2 separate regions of the Homo sapiens genome follow, and region 1 is linked to region 2. Evidence: chromatin loops called from intact Hi-C (ENCODE). Cell type or tissue: Caco-2. All regions are shown on one strand.

The links. Hi-C counts contacts between places; a loop is a spot of excess contacts. Peaks named below come from ENCODE experiments on the same cell type or tissue, not always from the same donor. Only the 100,000 strongest peaks of a DNase experiment are listed, where the experiment ranks them.
Region 1: it touches region 2 in a loop (3-fold over the local background); 2 of 110 quality-filtered maps call a loop at or near these places.

What each region holds. Positions count from the first base shown.
Region 1 is chr2:176,381,586-176,389,585 of GRCh38, reverse strand. No RefSeq gene overlaps it. Among named protein-coding and RNA genes, the nearest start is that of MTX2, 120 kb to the right of the region's middle. In Caco-2, CTCF peaks have their summits at 3,333 and 3,540; no DNase peak of the experiment used is centred here.
Region 2 is chr2:176,123,493-176,131,492 of GRCh38, reverse strand. It overlaps HOXD9 (homeobox D9), which reads right to left. Exons shown (of 2, transcript NM_014213.4): 1 at 7,908-8,000; 2 at 6,556-7,559. The coding sequence ends at 7,318. HOXD8 (homeobox D8) reads right to left here and starts at 1,788. Exons shown (of 2, transcript NM_019558.4): 1 at 550-1,788; 2 at 1-176. The coding sequence starts at 1,126. It overlaps LOC100129455 (a long non-coding RNA gene), which reads left to right and starts at 965. Exons shown (of 1, transcript NR_187615.1): 1 at 965-3,668. In Caco-2, a CTCF peak has its summit at 4,275 (motif pointing left); DNase peaks (open chromatin) are centred at 1,036, 1,833 and 4,275; H3K4me3 peaks cover 1,635 bases; H3K27me3 peaks cover 1,447 bases.

The sequences.
Region 1 (8,000 bases), 260 kb before region 2:
GTAATAATACAGATTTTACAAATACTATATGATAGAAATTAAATTCAATATTGAATGACAAATATTCATTGATCTCATAGTCTGTTGCCAGATACTGGACTAAGTCCTGAAGATACAGCAGTGAACAAGACAGACAAGCCTCAGCCTTTCTGGAGTTTACCTTCAAGCAGGGGAGACAGACAAAACAATCACAAATACATGGAACATACCTCAGAAGGTGATGACTGCTTTAGAGCAAAATAAAGCCTGAGAGGCAGCTAAATAGTGCCAGACAGGATGGGGGAGGTGGGTTTTTATATAGCGTATCCAAAGGAAAACTCACTGAGAAGGTGATATTTCAGCAGAGATTGAAGGAAAACAGGTGGGAAAGTTATTCAGGCTGAGTGAACAGGAAAGCAGAGAGGCTCATTTGGCTAGAGCCAAGTGGGCGAGAGGAATTTGGTGGGAGATGTGTTCAGAGAAGTAGCAAGGGTCAGACCACATAGGACCTAATAGGCCTTTAGAAGGACTTTGAGTTGAGTTGGCTGACATGTATTCTTAAAAGATATTTTCATGCACATTGTGAAAGTATCCATTTCTTTTAAAAATATGGTTCTCAGCTGGGTGCAGTGACTCACGCCTGTAATCCCAGCACTTTGGCAGGCTGAGGCGGGTGGATCACTTGAGGCCAGGAGTTAGAAACCAACCTGGCCAACATGGTGAAACCCTGTCTCTACTAAAAAATACAAAAATTAGCCGGGCATGGTGGTACACACCTGTAATCCCAGCTACTCAGGAGGCTGAGGCATGAGAATTGCTTGAACCTGGGAGGCAGAGGTTGCAGTGAGCTGAAATCAAGCCACTGCACTCCAGCCTGGGCGACAGAGCGAGACTCCATTTCAATAAATAAATTTAATTAATTTAATTAAAATAAAATAAAATATGGTTCCCAAAATAATGTTATTTGGTATGAGTCCCAGTTCATATGTTTTTATAGACTCTTCTCCCATTCCAGTCCAACAAAATATGTACTATTTGTAACCATTCATATCCAAATGGCTCTTAATGAGCTTAAGACCTCTATTCTTCAAAGCCTGTTGTTTTATCAAAGAAAGAGAAGTATAAGAGCTAAAAAGAAAAAGAAAATAGAAATAAACATCTTTCTGGGTAAAAAAAAAATGAGTTTCCATAGAGATCAGAATTGGGGCCATCTGATGTTTTATAAGTATTCTACAAGAGAACAGAGAGAGAGCTCCCAGAATACAGATGATGCCAAGACACTCACTATGTGAAACGCTCAAAGGGAGAGAACAGGGCAAAGGTCTCTCACAACTGTGACTTGATATAAGTTGGAAGATGAGTGTCAACATTTAGGAGAGGCCATACAAAATGTTCCTGTGAAACTGCAGCATCTGGGCTTTCATTTGTCCTAGACTTCAAGGGCTTTTTCTGCAGACACTACCCCTGCCATGTTCCTGCAAACAAAGAAGCACATGAATGTTGGATGACATCAGAAAATGTAACAAATAAACATTCATTCTTTCAACAAATGTGTACTGAGCACAGACTATGTGCCATGCACTGTGCTTGCTGTTGGAAATACAAAGCTTATAGTTTAACAGGGTGACAAATAAACTGATGGAATGTGGCAAATGCTCTTCTAGACATAACCACATGATGCTACATGGAAAAAGAGCACATACCCAGATGACTGGGCTCAAGTAAGCTAAAAGAAGTGCTGGGAGGGCCAAGTGCAATGGCTCACACTTATAGTCCCAGCACTTTTGGAGGCCGAGGTGGGCAGATCACTTGAGGTCAGGAGTTCAAGACCAGCCTGGCCAGCATGGTGAAACCCCATCTCTACTAAAAATACAAAAATTAGCTGGATGTGGTGATGCATGCCTGCAATTGCAGCTAGTCAGGAGGCCGAAGTAGGAGAGTTGCTTGAACCCAGGAGGCCAAGGTTGCAGTGAGCCAAGATCATACCACTGTACCCCAGCCTGGAAGACAGAGCAAGACTCCATCTCAAAAACAAAAACAAACAAACAAACAAAAGTGGTGGGAGTTTGGTAGATGTAGATAGGTTGAAAGGATTTGGTGTTCCGCAAAGGAAGAAAAAAGACCGATGGGCAGGCCATGGAGTTCTAAAGAGGCTGTTCTATGTGGTTGGAATGCAGAGATGAAGAGATGCAGTCTGGAAGTGGCGAAGGGATAGAGGTGAAGGCTTGTTCTTACCCTCCTGAACGCAATGGTAATTAATACATCAACATCTGAAAAACTGCATGCTATTCTGGTCCTTGCACTCAATATCCAGATATGGCTGGAAACATGTGGGTGAAGCAGTTTTCACGGAAGAAAGACTTAAAAGATTTGAACTCCCACCTAATAAGGCCTAAAAGAGAAATGTACCAAAATCTATGAAATTAAGAAAAGTCATAAATAAGGTAACATGATGTACTTATTCATTAAATCCCAGACATCAAATGCTGGGCAAAATCCAGCCAACCAGGTCATTTTATACATTAATCCCATCTAAAGTAAACATCTCCTAAATTTAATGATCATAAAGATCCCGAGGTGGTCATTAAAAATACAGATTCTCAGACCTCATGCCAGCACTCGCCACCTTGCCTCACTCTCCTACCAACCTCCTGAATCAGAATCTCCAAGAGACAGGCCTGGGAATTTGTATGTTAACAAATGACTCAGAAGGTTCTTATGCTTTGGAAAAAATTTGGGAAACACTGTTCTAAAAGGATAGGCTGAAACTCCTATAGTCAATAGTATTCTTACAAAAAGGTGCACCTGGCCAGCAGTGTGTCTTGCACATGCCTATTATCAGTTCCCCAGATAGCTTGGATACCTTTGAAGGGTGATATGGATGAAAAGTACAGAAGATGTTCAATAAATTGGGATGTCTCATGATGGCCAGGGCTATTTGCAAGTTACATTACTTATCTCAGACCACTGGCCTCACCAGCCTATGGAGACCAAAAGGGTTTAAGTAACATTTTATATAGATAGATGATGATAGATAGATAGATAGATAGATAGATAGATAGATAGATAGATAGATGATAGATAGAGAGAGAGAGAGAAAGAGAGAGAGAGAGAGAGAGTCTTGCCCTGTCGCCCAGGCTGGAGTGCAGTGGTGCAGTCATGGCTCACTGTAACCTCCACCTCCCAGGCTCAAGCGATTTTCCCACCTCAGCCTCCTGAGTAGCCGGGACCACAGGCAGACACCACCACGCCTGGCTAATGTTTGTATTTTTTGTAGAGATGGGGCTTTGCCATGCTGCCCAGGCTGGTCTCAAACTCCTGGGCTCAAGTGATCCTCCCACCTCGCCCTCCCTAAGTGCTGGAATTACAGGTGTGAGCCACCATATCTGGCCAACATTACTATTTGATTGTGGCCAGCTTAGTATTCCAAGGGCCTGTGCAAACCTGCAGCCTCCTTCAAATTGTCCCCTGATGTCTCCTCAACTTCTGCCACTAGAAACAAGTTTGTTCAAGGTCTTTCACTCAAGAATCATGCCAGAAGCTGGTAACTAGCAGCCATTCAAGAGAGTCACCACATGGTGGCTGCAGCTCCTGCTGTCCCCCTGTGTCCTCTTCCTCTCTTCCTCCAAATCCCCTTCTCGAAACCTTCTTCCTTCCTTCAGCCCTTAACGACCATAAATAGCTGGAGGAAGGGATGGAAACTTGCACTACATTCCCATTCCTGTCTTTAACTTACCCAGGACTTTGCTGCTACAAGACAACCCCCTAAAAAGGCATGGTCTTCACCTGCTTGTCACAGAAATGGATTCTCACATTCCTGACTCTCATTTTAGATAGCATCCCAAGCACATCAAACAGAGAGTTTTTAAAAATATATCTAGAATATAAATTGTTTTGCCAAATTTCAACTTGATGGCATTTGAAATACTTAACGTCAGAATCCATAAAATTATGGGACTTCAGCATCCTAGGAACCACTACAAGTTCTGGGAAGGAGAATGCCTTTCCTGGATTTGCAAAAGTCACTGGCATGTGGAAGACACATGCAGCTTAATGAATATAGTACACAGATGCTTCTAAAATGCACTTGCATTTCAATAGTTTGCAATAAGTGAAAGCATTCTAAGTAAGAGCTCAATTAACTAGATTCATAAACACAACTGTTTCACAACCTCAATCAAAACTCCAGAGGCTTAGGACAAGGGTCAGATTTTTATTAGTCTGAGTCAAATTTGATCCCTTGCTTTTTGGTCATTTTGCTGCTTGCTAAAACCTTCAACAAAGGCAGAGGAAAGATCACAAATCAATCAATAACAGATGTTGATTCCCTACGTAGTCCACTGTCTGAAACATCTGGATGTGGAAGGACCTCTTTCTGGATGATATAGAAGACTAAAAGAAGTTTCTTCTGGACAAAAATTTTTCATGTGCTAAACAAGGGCAACAATTGTAGAAATCATGTTTGCAATTCGGTAAAGGTGACCAGCAGTTTGGTCAAGACCAAAATCAGCCTACTATAGCCAAGTGACCTCTTAGAACAATTATATGAATTTCACAGACCAGTAAGAAGCCACCACTAAGCAGAGGCACTCCTGTGCACAACCTGCCCCTTTAAAAACACATATTGCCTTCATGTGATAAGTGTGTAGGCCTTTGATAATGGTAATTCTCCTACTCAGATGCTGGCCCAAGAATGGGACATGTTCGCCCTATCACTTCTGTTTCCCCATGTAATTAAGAACTGACCACTTGTAGATGTGGACCCTTATTTGGAAAAAGGGCTCATGCTCTAGAGGACATGTCAGACTTCTTTATAGATATCAACCTCTTTGCATTATTTAACATTTTTGTATTTCAAGCCTCTTTTCAAAATAAATTATAAGCTAACATACTTGTTCATCGGGCATGTTTGTGGACCCTAGACACGCATCAGTATTAGTTTCTTACTTCCCCTTCAATTCACTGGATAATAGATCTTAGTGCTGAAATGCTTCTTTCAATTAAACTTGCAGTAGATCTAAAGATTCGGATTGTAAGCTCATTACAATGGGAGCAACATAGGAGAACAATACCATTGCTAGTGGCCCTGGATACCCAGACTTAAGGGGGAGAATTCCTCACAACAAGTTTCAGATTGAACCTTTGTGTGAGTGGATTTAATTCTTATGGAAGAGACAGAATCAGACATCAAAATTCAATAAAAGGAAACTCTGGGCATGAAAAATGAGTAGTTGTAAAATATTTAACAGAAGCCAAATATTGAACTTGGACTTGCAACTTTGTTCCTATTGTGACCTGTTGGAGGTGAAATGGAAACACCCAGTCTCATGCTGAGCCAGACAGCAGAAAGTGGCCCCGTAATCCAGCTCAGAGTGACTGACTCCCTATGGACTGGGGGCAACAGAAAGGAAAGCAGCCTGGGGGTGTTTTCATTCCCAGAGTAGTTTCTCCTATTTCATTATTCCAAAGGTTCTAATGCTGAACAGGTAGGATGTACCAAGGCCTCCAGTCAGGGTTTACGCACTGATGTCCTAAAACACTTGTCCTAAAGCAAACACACAGGTTAGTACAGATTAGACATACTTCTGTACTAAACATCCTAGGTATGTACAAATATTGTGAGAATGTTCTCTTTCCAAGAATTCAAACAACTAGGGTTGCTAGATTTAGGAAATAAAAATACAGAACATCTTCGGTTAGACAGGAGAAATAAGGGGTTTTTTTTTAGGTCTATTTCACAGCATGATGACTATAGTTATTAATTGTTTGTTGTATATCTCATAATTAATAAGAGAGTAAATGTCAAATGTTCTCACCACAAAAAATGATAAGTAAGGTGATGGGTATGTTAATTAGCTTGATTTAATTATTCCATTTTTTATGCATATATCATAATATCACTTTTACCCCATAAATATATATGGTTATAACTTGTCGATTTACAATACAATTTTTAATTTATAATTTACAATTTAATTACAAAATTTTAACTTATAATTTACAATATAATTTCTTTAGTTACAATTAAAAAATACAGAACATCAGTTAAATTTGAATTTCAGATAAAGACTGAATTTTTTTAGTATAAGTATGCCTCATGCAATACTTGGGATATACTTATACTAAAAATATATTCATCCTCTATCTAAAATTCAAATTTAACTGGGCATCTTATATTTTGTCTGGTAGCTCTACCAGCTCACATCATAAGAGGACACCACAATTGAATCTACAGATGAGAAACTAAATTTGAAATAATTCATCTGTTCAATGTCACTGAGACCATTAGTGCTTAGGCAGAGAGCAGTAGATCTGATACAGTGGGAAAAGCACAATGATAATCTTGCCCTTGCCTAAAGTAGAAAGACATGCATGTGAGTTGATGCTTTTATTTTTGTTAAATACCCTTGAGTCAATATAATGCAAAACCATGATAGTTCACATTTTATAGTAACTTGTGTGAAACAGGAAGAAAGTCACCTCTATGGGAGTCTAGATGCATTTCTAACAAGACTACAATGACAAGGGGCTAAGTACACACCTCACTTATATTTAACATAGGGAAAGAAGAGATTGTCAATAAGGTGCTTATACTTAGAGATGGAAAATTTTGAGTGGGTTTATTTGCTGTGTGGTGTTTGGTGTTAAGCGTTTCTGTTTACATGTATGTTTGAGGGTTTTACTCCTTACAATAGAGTAAATCTCAGAAAGGCACAGAATATTGCACTGATCTGAACAAATTATTTTTTAAAGCCATCAATTAAAATAATAAAATTATAAACAATTGGGGGAATGCAGAATATGTATATATCTTTTTATATCTCAGTACCTGTGAAGAGCACAGAACACCTCTGATTAAGCATTTGTTTAAATTAAGAAATTAATTTATAGTAAAAATGCCAAGAGGAATTAATCAAAAATTATCATGTATAATTCATTTCCAGATCATGGAATATATTTGCGGCTAAGGAAATTATTTGGCTATCTACTGTAATTCTTGGACATTCTGAGGGGTTTTAGTATACCTTGAATCCTATTGTTTCCCATTATGCATCAGGAAATCAGAAACTGATTTCAAAATAAAATTGAGATTTAACTTTTAGTCTCCCCCTAATTATCTAGAAATCACATAACCACAAGAACTTCACTAGAATTGGTTTTTATGTCCCTACGTAGCCTGGCAGTGCCTGACTCACACAATAGGTACTCAGAAATCTGTGTTAAATTAGCTGGGCATGGTGGCAGGTGCCTGTAGTTCCAGCTACTTGGGAGGCTGAGGCAGGAGAATAGCTTGAACCCAGGAGGTGGAGGTTGCAGTGAGCCGAGATTGTGCCACTGCACTCCAGCCTGGGTGACACAGCGAGACTCCATCTCAAAAAAAAAAAAAAAAAAAAAAAAAAGCCAAGACCATTTCTGTGATTCCTGGATGTGTCAATCGGCATTAAAGACCAAAGAAAAATAGACAACAATGAGAGAAGAGACTACTACTGTTTTTGTTACACTTAACCAGCTCAGCATCTCTGAGATAAACATTAGTATGTTCTTTTTACAAATGAGGAAACTGACTTCCCCAAGTCATATGACTAGGAAGTAGTGGTGCTGAGATTTGAGCCCAGATCTGATTAATTTCAAAGGCTGAGCTTTGGCTAAGGCATTGTTACCCATCTCCATCCCCTGCCCCACCCACTACACCAAAGGCAGGTGGCTTACAGCAGGCCATCACTGCTAGTGTCTACTCAGTCCAGTGCACATATCTGACTAAGACTGGATCAGGTGGGCCTTTTCCTATATGAAAGGGCATCAGACAATCCTATCCCTTTATGTGATGAGAAATGCCAAAGTTAGGAAAAATCAACTCTAAAAATTGCAATGGGGCACATAAAATCAGGTTAACACAAAAAGAATAAGATATATTATTATTTCTTTCATTGTTATTTTTGGATTTCTGTTCTCTGTGTTTTTTCTAAGTAGTTTCCTAAAACATCAATGTCTCTGTCTGATTCCAACTTCCCAAATGGCTT
Region 2 (8,000 bases):
TTTCATTCTCCTGTTCTGGAACCAGATTTTTACCTGTCTCTCGGTGAGGGCTAGGGCGTGGGAAACCTCGATTCTTCTTTTCCTGGTCAGATAGGGGTTAAAAAGAAATTCCTTTTCCAACTCTAGAGTTTGGAAGCGACTGTAGGTTTGTCTTCCTCTTCGTCTACCAGGAGCTGCTGATTAAAACAAAAAAAAAGGGGGGGGGAATAAAAGTTTTAAAAATGTTATGGTACCTCTGCATGTTGCTGGAGGTTTGTGGAACGGGGGTCTACGGGGTGAAATATACACAGAGCTCTTTAGCTCCGATATATATATATAGGGTGTGCAGGCAAGAGGAGCAGAGAGGTCTTCACAATTATTCTGTCCCCATCATCTTTACATGGTTCCTACTTTTTTAAAAAAAGTCTGTATTACTTTATGAATAAGAGCCACTGTGGCTACACAAGAAGGAAAAGGAGGGGGAGAGGGAACGGGAGTTTTAAAGCCAGAACGTGAGATGAAAGCAGATTTCTCCCCCTCTCCCTTCTTAAAAAAAAAATGCATCCCAACCTTGTGGTCTCATCCACGGAAACATTTGAGAAGGAGACGAGCTCTGATTTAAGTGGTCTGGGTCCTCGCCAATATTACCACTGGACGATTTACAGTCAGGATATTGTACCAGCTCGGCCTCTTGCTGGGTCGTAAAAATCGGCTGTCTCTGTAAGTTATCGTATCCGTAAAACTTCGCGGGCTCCCCGTGACAGGCAATCCCGCCGCAGGGGGGAGGTGGCGGCGGAGGCGGAGGATGCGGAGGAGGAGGGGGGGCGGCCTGGTAGGCAGCGGCCGGGCTGCCCCCGCCGGGGTGGAAGTACTCCTGGCCCCGGCCTTCCCTACCGCCGCACCCAGTCCCGGAGGGCGGCGGGGACGGGTGCGGGTGCGCGTGCGCCTGCGGGGGCGCGTGCGGGAAGCCGGCGGCGCTGTTGCCATAGAGCTGCAGGGCTGCTGCGGCGGCGGCGTGACGGCCGCCGACCTCGGGCGCGAAGTGACAGTCGTAGTAAGTGGGATTGATGGCCTCGCCCGCCGCCGCCGCCGCCGCAGCCGCCGCCTTGTACTTGGAGTACAGCGGGTTCACGAAGTACGAACTCATTGGGGCGTCAGCGGCGGCGGCCCCGGGCGGGCGGGCGGCGCTAAGCAGCCAGAGAGCGAGCCTCGACTCGGCCGCACTGCCGCGGGGGCCTGTGGGGCGGCTGCTCTCGCCGCCGGGACCGCCGGGCTACGTCGCTGCTGCCGCCCGCCCGCGCTCGCGCGTCGCTTCTGAGGCCAGGCAGCCGCGGGCGCTCAGCTACTGGGCGCTCATGCCCGGCTCTTGCGCCCGCCGCCTCGGCTTCGCGCCGCCTCCCTCGCGGGTCGCGGGGCCTCGCCCAGCCCCCGCGCGCCGCCGCCCTCCCGGCCTTTCCCGGCGCGCCCCGGCTCGGCCGCAATATAATCGCCGACGCCCCAGGCGACCTGCCCCGCTGCCTCCACTGTTTCCTCTCAGGCACCAGTGACTGAGCGCACCCGGACAAGAAAAAAGTGCGCTCGGCCCACGGGGACACTCTGGCCTCGGTTTACAAACCCCGGCTCTGGAGGGAAAAGAAAAAAAACACCCTCTGCCCGCCGCCACCTCTTACCGCGCCCCCCCCGCGCCCCCCTCCCGCCAATCTCGCCCCCGCCGCCGAGGCTGCCGACCCGGTGCGCACCGGCGAGGCATTTTCGCACCACAGCACTGCACGGAAAGTCAGCGTGACGGGGACGAGGAGCCCCGCGGAGGGATCCGCGCGCAGTTCAGTCGCTACGGCCGACGGACGGAGCGCCGCGCCCGGCCCGAGATGCCTCCGCCGGCCTTAAAGGGGGCCCATAAAGACGCACTGCCAAGGGCTCCGTGTGCCCCGGGGCCGCGGGAATGCGGATCGCAGCCGGCAGGGAGGGGCCGCGGCGGAGCCTTAGACTTGGGGGAGCCAAGGAGGCCACTCCCAGGAGGCTGCGGAGCAAATGACTGCCTCCCCGAGCCCCTGGCTGCAAAAGCAGAGGTTGCCCGTGGCTTTTGCAGCTCTGGACACGCGGGTGCAGCCCAGGGAACGTGGACAAGAGGTGTTGACGGACCGGACCGTGCATTTGAGTTGGGGCATATCGAAGTGGTTTAATTAAAAGCCGCGAGTGTGGCCCCAGATCCTGGCGTTATCAAAGCAAATCAAAGCCTTTCTTTTCCAGCCGAGCGGGCCCTGTGGAAATGAGATGTACATTTACCCTTGACGCACCGCAAGCCTGGCCGAGGCTCTCAGGTTAATTGATATTTAATGGAAATCATGCCCATGAATATAGTTTCCATCATTTCACCCTTGATAGACGTCAGCCCTGGGCGCAGGGGGAGGCTGAAGAATGCAGGAGGGGGCATTAGGCTTGCTGAGAGAGTAAATAGAAGAGCGGACAGAAACGTTCTGAGGCGGGAAAAAGGGCTCGCGCTGGGGAGGGTGACATTTCCTCGGGCAGGACGCGGCTCCCGGGTCTCAGCCCCGGCGCGCAGCGAACCAGGGCCGGCTGCGGTTCCCGGAGGAGTGCGGAGGGCAGACGACCGCAAGTTCCCCCCAGGAGCCTCCCAGCCGGCGTTCAGATCGCGCCGGTTCCAGGCAGCTGCAGGCGGCCCATCTTATGCTAACGATCCTACTTCCTCCGCCAAGCCTGTGAAATTACTGCCGAGAGAGCGCGCAGGCCTCAAAGTTACGAATTTTTCCCAAAGCAGAGAAAGAGAAGGCTCAGCCTAGTTTGTGAGCAGAGATGAAGAAAAGTTGCCCGAGTCATGTGGCCCAGTCGAGTGTGAATCGACAAAATATTCCCGATTTTAGCAGCTCTCTCCAAAGCTGTCTGGCTTTACCCTACCAACCGCCTCCCCACACACTTCCTTTCCCTCTCTGCTCCCGTTTCAATGTCCAATAAATGCAATGGTTCTCTGTTGTGTGTGTGTGTTTTCCCCTCTCCTGCTCGGCCTTTCTCGTGGGCTCTTTGGGTGACTGAGCCCCGTTTCCTTCGGGATAGGTACAATGTCGTGAGGGCGCCAGGCCCACAGCCTTGGAAATAGACCTCCAAGGCGCCCCTGCTCAAGCTAAACGCACCACGCCGGCTTTCCACACCAAATGCAAATTTCCGAAAACCCCAGACGGCCTCAGAGATGCTGCAGGCTGGCGAGCGATTTCAGCTACCCCTAGCTCCTTGTGGGTTGGCCCAGCCTGCGAGCGCGATCCTGACTTGTGTCCGGGTGGACTGAAATATCATTTTTACAAATGGAGAAAATGAGATCGAGATGGACAGACATAGCAAGGTGATAATGTCCGACTCAATTATTTCTACTGGGAATGACTGAAAGGTAAAGGAATCGTTAATGAATCTGGAGATGACAGAGGCATGCTTTATTTAATTTTTAAATTAGTAAGGAGTGCAGACTTGGGGTGGTGGAGAGCAAGGGTTTTTTTGTTGTTGTTGCTGTTTGTTTTTGTGGGGTTTTTTTTCTGCTGGTTATTGCCAAGTATAATGACTTTCTTTAAATCCGAAGGCGAACGAATTGATTCTGACAATTAAGGATTTGTCCTTCAATCTTGCAAATGCCCAATTAAAAGATTATTATTGTCAATAAAGCCTTGGAGCTACCTTTGTAATTGTGCCCCTTTTTTTCAGTTTGGCGTGTGTGTGTGTGTGTGTGTGTGTGTGTGTGTGTGTTTGAACCCTGGATAAATGAGTGGATTTTGGAATGGAATGGGGGGGGGGAAAATGAAAGAGCCTGGATCTCAACAATACCAGGCATCTTGTAGAACTGTGTGATTCCTCGGGGGAATAAAAGAAAAATGAACACTAGAAAATTCATTTATAGACATTCAGGCCAAATTTAGAAAACGTTACAACATTTCCTCTTGGGACAAAACAGTTTTTAACATTTATTTAAGCATTCCGTTTATAATATGAGTAGAAAAAGAGCGCGATTAACTTAGTAAGAAAAGATCTATGCTTTTTACAGCTTTCTGTTTTGATATAATACATTAATTTATCATGTTTTATAGTTTCAGCTGTGCCACAGTCCAAAGTTTCTGAAGCCATGATCGAGCCAAAATTTTATGCCCAGCAAACACAGAAATTAATAGTACACCTTGTTTATTTTTGGTTAAAATTATCCTAATTTCGGATTAAAAATAAGATTGTTAATATTTTTAATCAAAACCTTTCTCCGCCGCAATTCCAGCTTTACGAGATCAGAAAGTGGAGCAACAGCGCTCTCTAGTGGCCAAATGCCACCTCCAGTCCACTGAATTTAATTTTTATTCATCTCAAACCAATTCTAATCTCGTTCTTCAATTTGGGGCTTGGACTGCTGACACTAATAATGCTTCATTCCTGTGACTGTCAACAAGTCAAGAGCAGCAAGCAGGAGCTCCTGTATGCCTAGGATATTCTAATCAGTGCTCCCAACAGCTTCCAGTAGTGTCTTTTCCAAAAGCTTCCAGCCCTTCTTTTGCCAGACACCAAAAGTCCCCATGCTGTAACCGCCCAGCTGTGCCTTTTAAAACAATTATAGGACAGGCTAGATTTAACAAAACCTACAACTTTCTAAATATCAACTGCCAAGAGGCTTTTTATTTTCCAGAGGAACCAGACACTTTGGCAACCAAGAAATTACAGAAATCAAGTATTGTTATGTTTTTGTTTTTCTCTTACAGCTGTTACTTTTAGGATTAAATCATGAATATTTGCTACTTTAACACTGTAACTTTAATGCTTTGGGGCCCACTTAGGTGGCCGATTTTGGGGGGAATCGAAGCCAAATCAAAAGCTTTTTGCTGGATCTCTGAGTGGCTGTCTGGAAAGTCCCTTTGCGCTTCTGTTTGTTGGAATTTCTATGGACAATAAATGGGATTTTAAAAATATATATCAAAAGTCATTGAACTAAGCATTCCACTAGAATTTTTTTTAAAAGCAATGACTATTCAATTGGCTTAAGTGTTTCCTGTTAGGTTAATCTTTTTACTCATCTTCAAAACTGCTTTCCTCCAGTTTAGGTGTAACAATTGTATTTTTTTATAAGTGAATAGACATAAATTTCAACAACATTTTGCTTCAAAGTTTGGAGTGGAGGGCCAGAGATTCTTGTGAATAGGCATCTAACTTCATCTTTTCCCGCGAACCACACTTCTGGGAGACTCTCACCTGGGTAAATGACCTAAGATCACTAACCACCCTATCCCCAGATAACAGGCCAATTTTTTTGTTTGTTTGTTTCTAAAGAACCAGCTAAACCGTGGTCATAGTCAAAATATTGTAAAATGCCATCTCCTTAGGCTACTTCCATTACCTGGTTCATTTCAAAAATCAGAAATTCATTCACCTCTTCCTTCCTACCTCTTTCATGTTTACTTCCTAGGTGCTCACACCTCACCTGGGGGCTCCCATGCCCCTGCCTTCTTGGTCCAACGCAGTCTTGTTTATATTTTATTGTCTAGATTTTAAGACCCAGTTTTGTCTGCATTTTTCCTTTTCTCCCACAAACACAAACATCAAAATGAGATGGTTTCAAAGCAAAGCACTGGGCCTGTCGTAAACTCATTACCTCCAGACGTCTGGCCCGCTAGATGGCTTTATGACACCTCGGCTCTTCCTGTTTTCAAAGAGCCCTAGGTACCCAGCTGGCCACAGTGGCAGGGGTGCGCAGCACCTTCTGCCGGATCTGGGCCTTCCTTGGCTTTCCCTCCCAGCCCCCCTATGCTTTTTCTTCGCGTCCCCTCTTTCATTGGGATCCCCCAAGATCTCTGCCACCGCCCCCACCTTCCACCCAGCTCAGGCCACTTGGCAGTGCTGCCTCTTTGGCCTGCAAATGCTGTGCTCACCCAAACCCTCACTTACAATGACCTTCATTTTAGCCCCTGAATGCAGCCCTCAGAGGGCCAAGCTGGGGGCTAAACATACACAGAAGCTGGGTGGGGGGAAGGGGGCGGTGAAATGGAGGTGGCTGGGGAGGAGAGCCTTGACCATTTTGATCGCTAAGGTCACTTTGGGGCTTTGGTGGGGAGGAGCAGAAGCTCACAGCCTGACCAGCTGGGACCTCCCGGAGCCAGCTAGCCCCACCGAGCTGGGACAGTTGCTCCAGAGTGTAGAGTTGGCCTTTCCCTTGTTTGGAGAGGGGTTTGGCATCTGGGGCTTCAGGAGCCCAGGGAAGGTTAGGGTGCTGTGTACCCAAGCCCCAGCCTGAAAGTGCCTGGCTTCTGGGGCCTGCTGGCTCTTCTGGGCGCTTCTGCAAGGCTAACACTGGGCCCAAGCACAGAGTTCGTGGAGGACCTTGAACCAGGCTTGGGGAGGCACCAATGTCCCCCCACAGGGTCTGTGCTGCTGCATCTGCCTACACAAAGGGATGTGAGGCAGAGAAGGCAGAGACACATCAGAGAGATCTGTCAGGTGGAAGGGCCCTGAATTTTTAACAATGTCTCACTCCCAGGGGTAGAGGAGAAATATCCTGAGTGTGATATTTTGCAGAGAGGCAGAGAAAGCAGGCACACAATGTTTAGGGCCAGCGTCTGGGCTCCATTTGATCAGGTCAGCATTTATTAGTAGGAAGCAGTAACATTTACAACTGGTCCTCGGGCAGGAACCGGGAGGGCCACCACCCGCGGCCGCCCACGCGAGCCCAGCCTTCAGGGGAGAGAGCAGCGCGTCCAATGCACTGAGGACAAACCCCAACCCGCCCGAGGCCCTGGGCTCCTCTAAGCCTCACTGGAGATCTCCACCGAGGTCCCGCGTGCTCCCTGAGGAAAGGGGGCTTTCGCAACTGGTGGGCAACCCCGCCGGGCTTCACCGTGGGCTAGCAGCCGGGGTGTCCGCACTGTTGTCGCTCTGCCTTCATTCTTGGAATTGGGGCGCACTTGGCCCCTGTTTGGGCAGTGCTGGGGGTGAGGGGACTAAACTACAGCACTTTTCAGAAACATGGGGGACATTTACACAAGAGAGGGCTCCCCAAGCCAGCTTGCACTCACAAAATATAGCATTTCTTAAGGAACCAATGGAGCAGGAAAGAGAGGGAGTGGGATAGGGCGAAACCCCAAAGCCACTTGGTTTTTCCAACACGTAAACGAGCAAATACAGAGTCCCCCAAATACCTCAGAGACCAACCACACAGTCACTTCTATCTAAAAAGAAAAAAAAAAAGAAGAAGAAGTCCAAGTCGCTGGAGAGTTTCTGGAAATCAAGCACCAAACACCCACAAAGGAAAACAGCAACAACAACAAATCCGCTGCCCTTGAGCGCTCCCGCCAGCACCGCGCCGGGTCAGTCTCCTTTGGGGCATTTCTCCTTGCTCATCTTTTTCATTTTCATCCTACGGTTCTGAAACCAGATTTTGACCTGTCTCTCTGTTAGGTTGAGAATCCTGGCCACCTCGTAGCGCCGGTCCCGGGTGAGGTACATGTTGAAGAGGAATTCTTTCTCCAGCTCAAGCGTCTGGTATTTGGTGTAGGGACAGCGCTTTTTCCGGGTGGAGCGAGCGTGGATCCAGTTCGCGGCGGGGTTGTCTACAAAGAGGGAGGTTTGGAGACGGGGAGAGAGGAGAGGAGGGGAGGCAGGGAGAGACCACAGGGTGGGGAAGAGAGGTCGTTAAATTAATTTCACCAAGGATGGTCGCTTTTCACAACTTGTGGGGAATTATCATAAAAAGCCTTAATGCTCGCGCTCTGTTTACCGTACTAACTGAGCGCCCAGGGTAGGTGGTTATGGGAAGCTCTTTTTATGGATGCATGTTGTTCGCCTAGGCTTGGGTAGGCGTCTAGACGTTTTTATAGGTTAGTAAAACTATCAGTTTTGCACATTCGAGCCTTACAGGTTTCAGCAATAAATCAGGGGGCAATTTCTTTTGCACTTACTTGGGTCAAGTTGCTGCTGCTGCGGCTGCGAATGCTGCTTCTCCTCCTCCTTCAGCGAACAGCCTGGGATCGGGTGGTCGCTGCAAGCTGAGG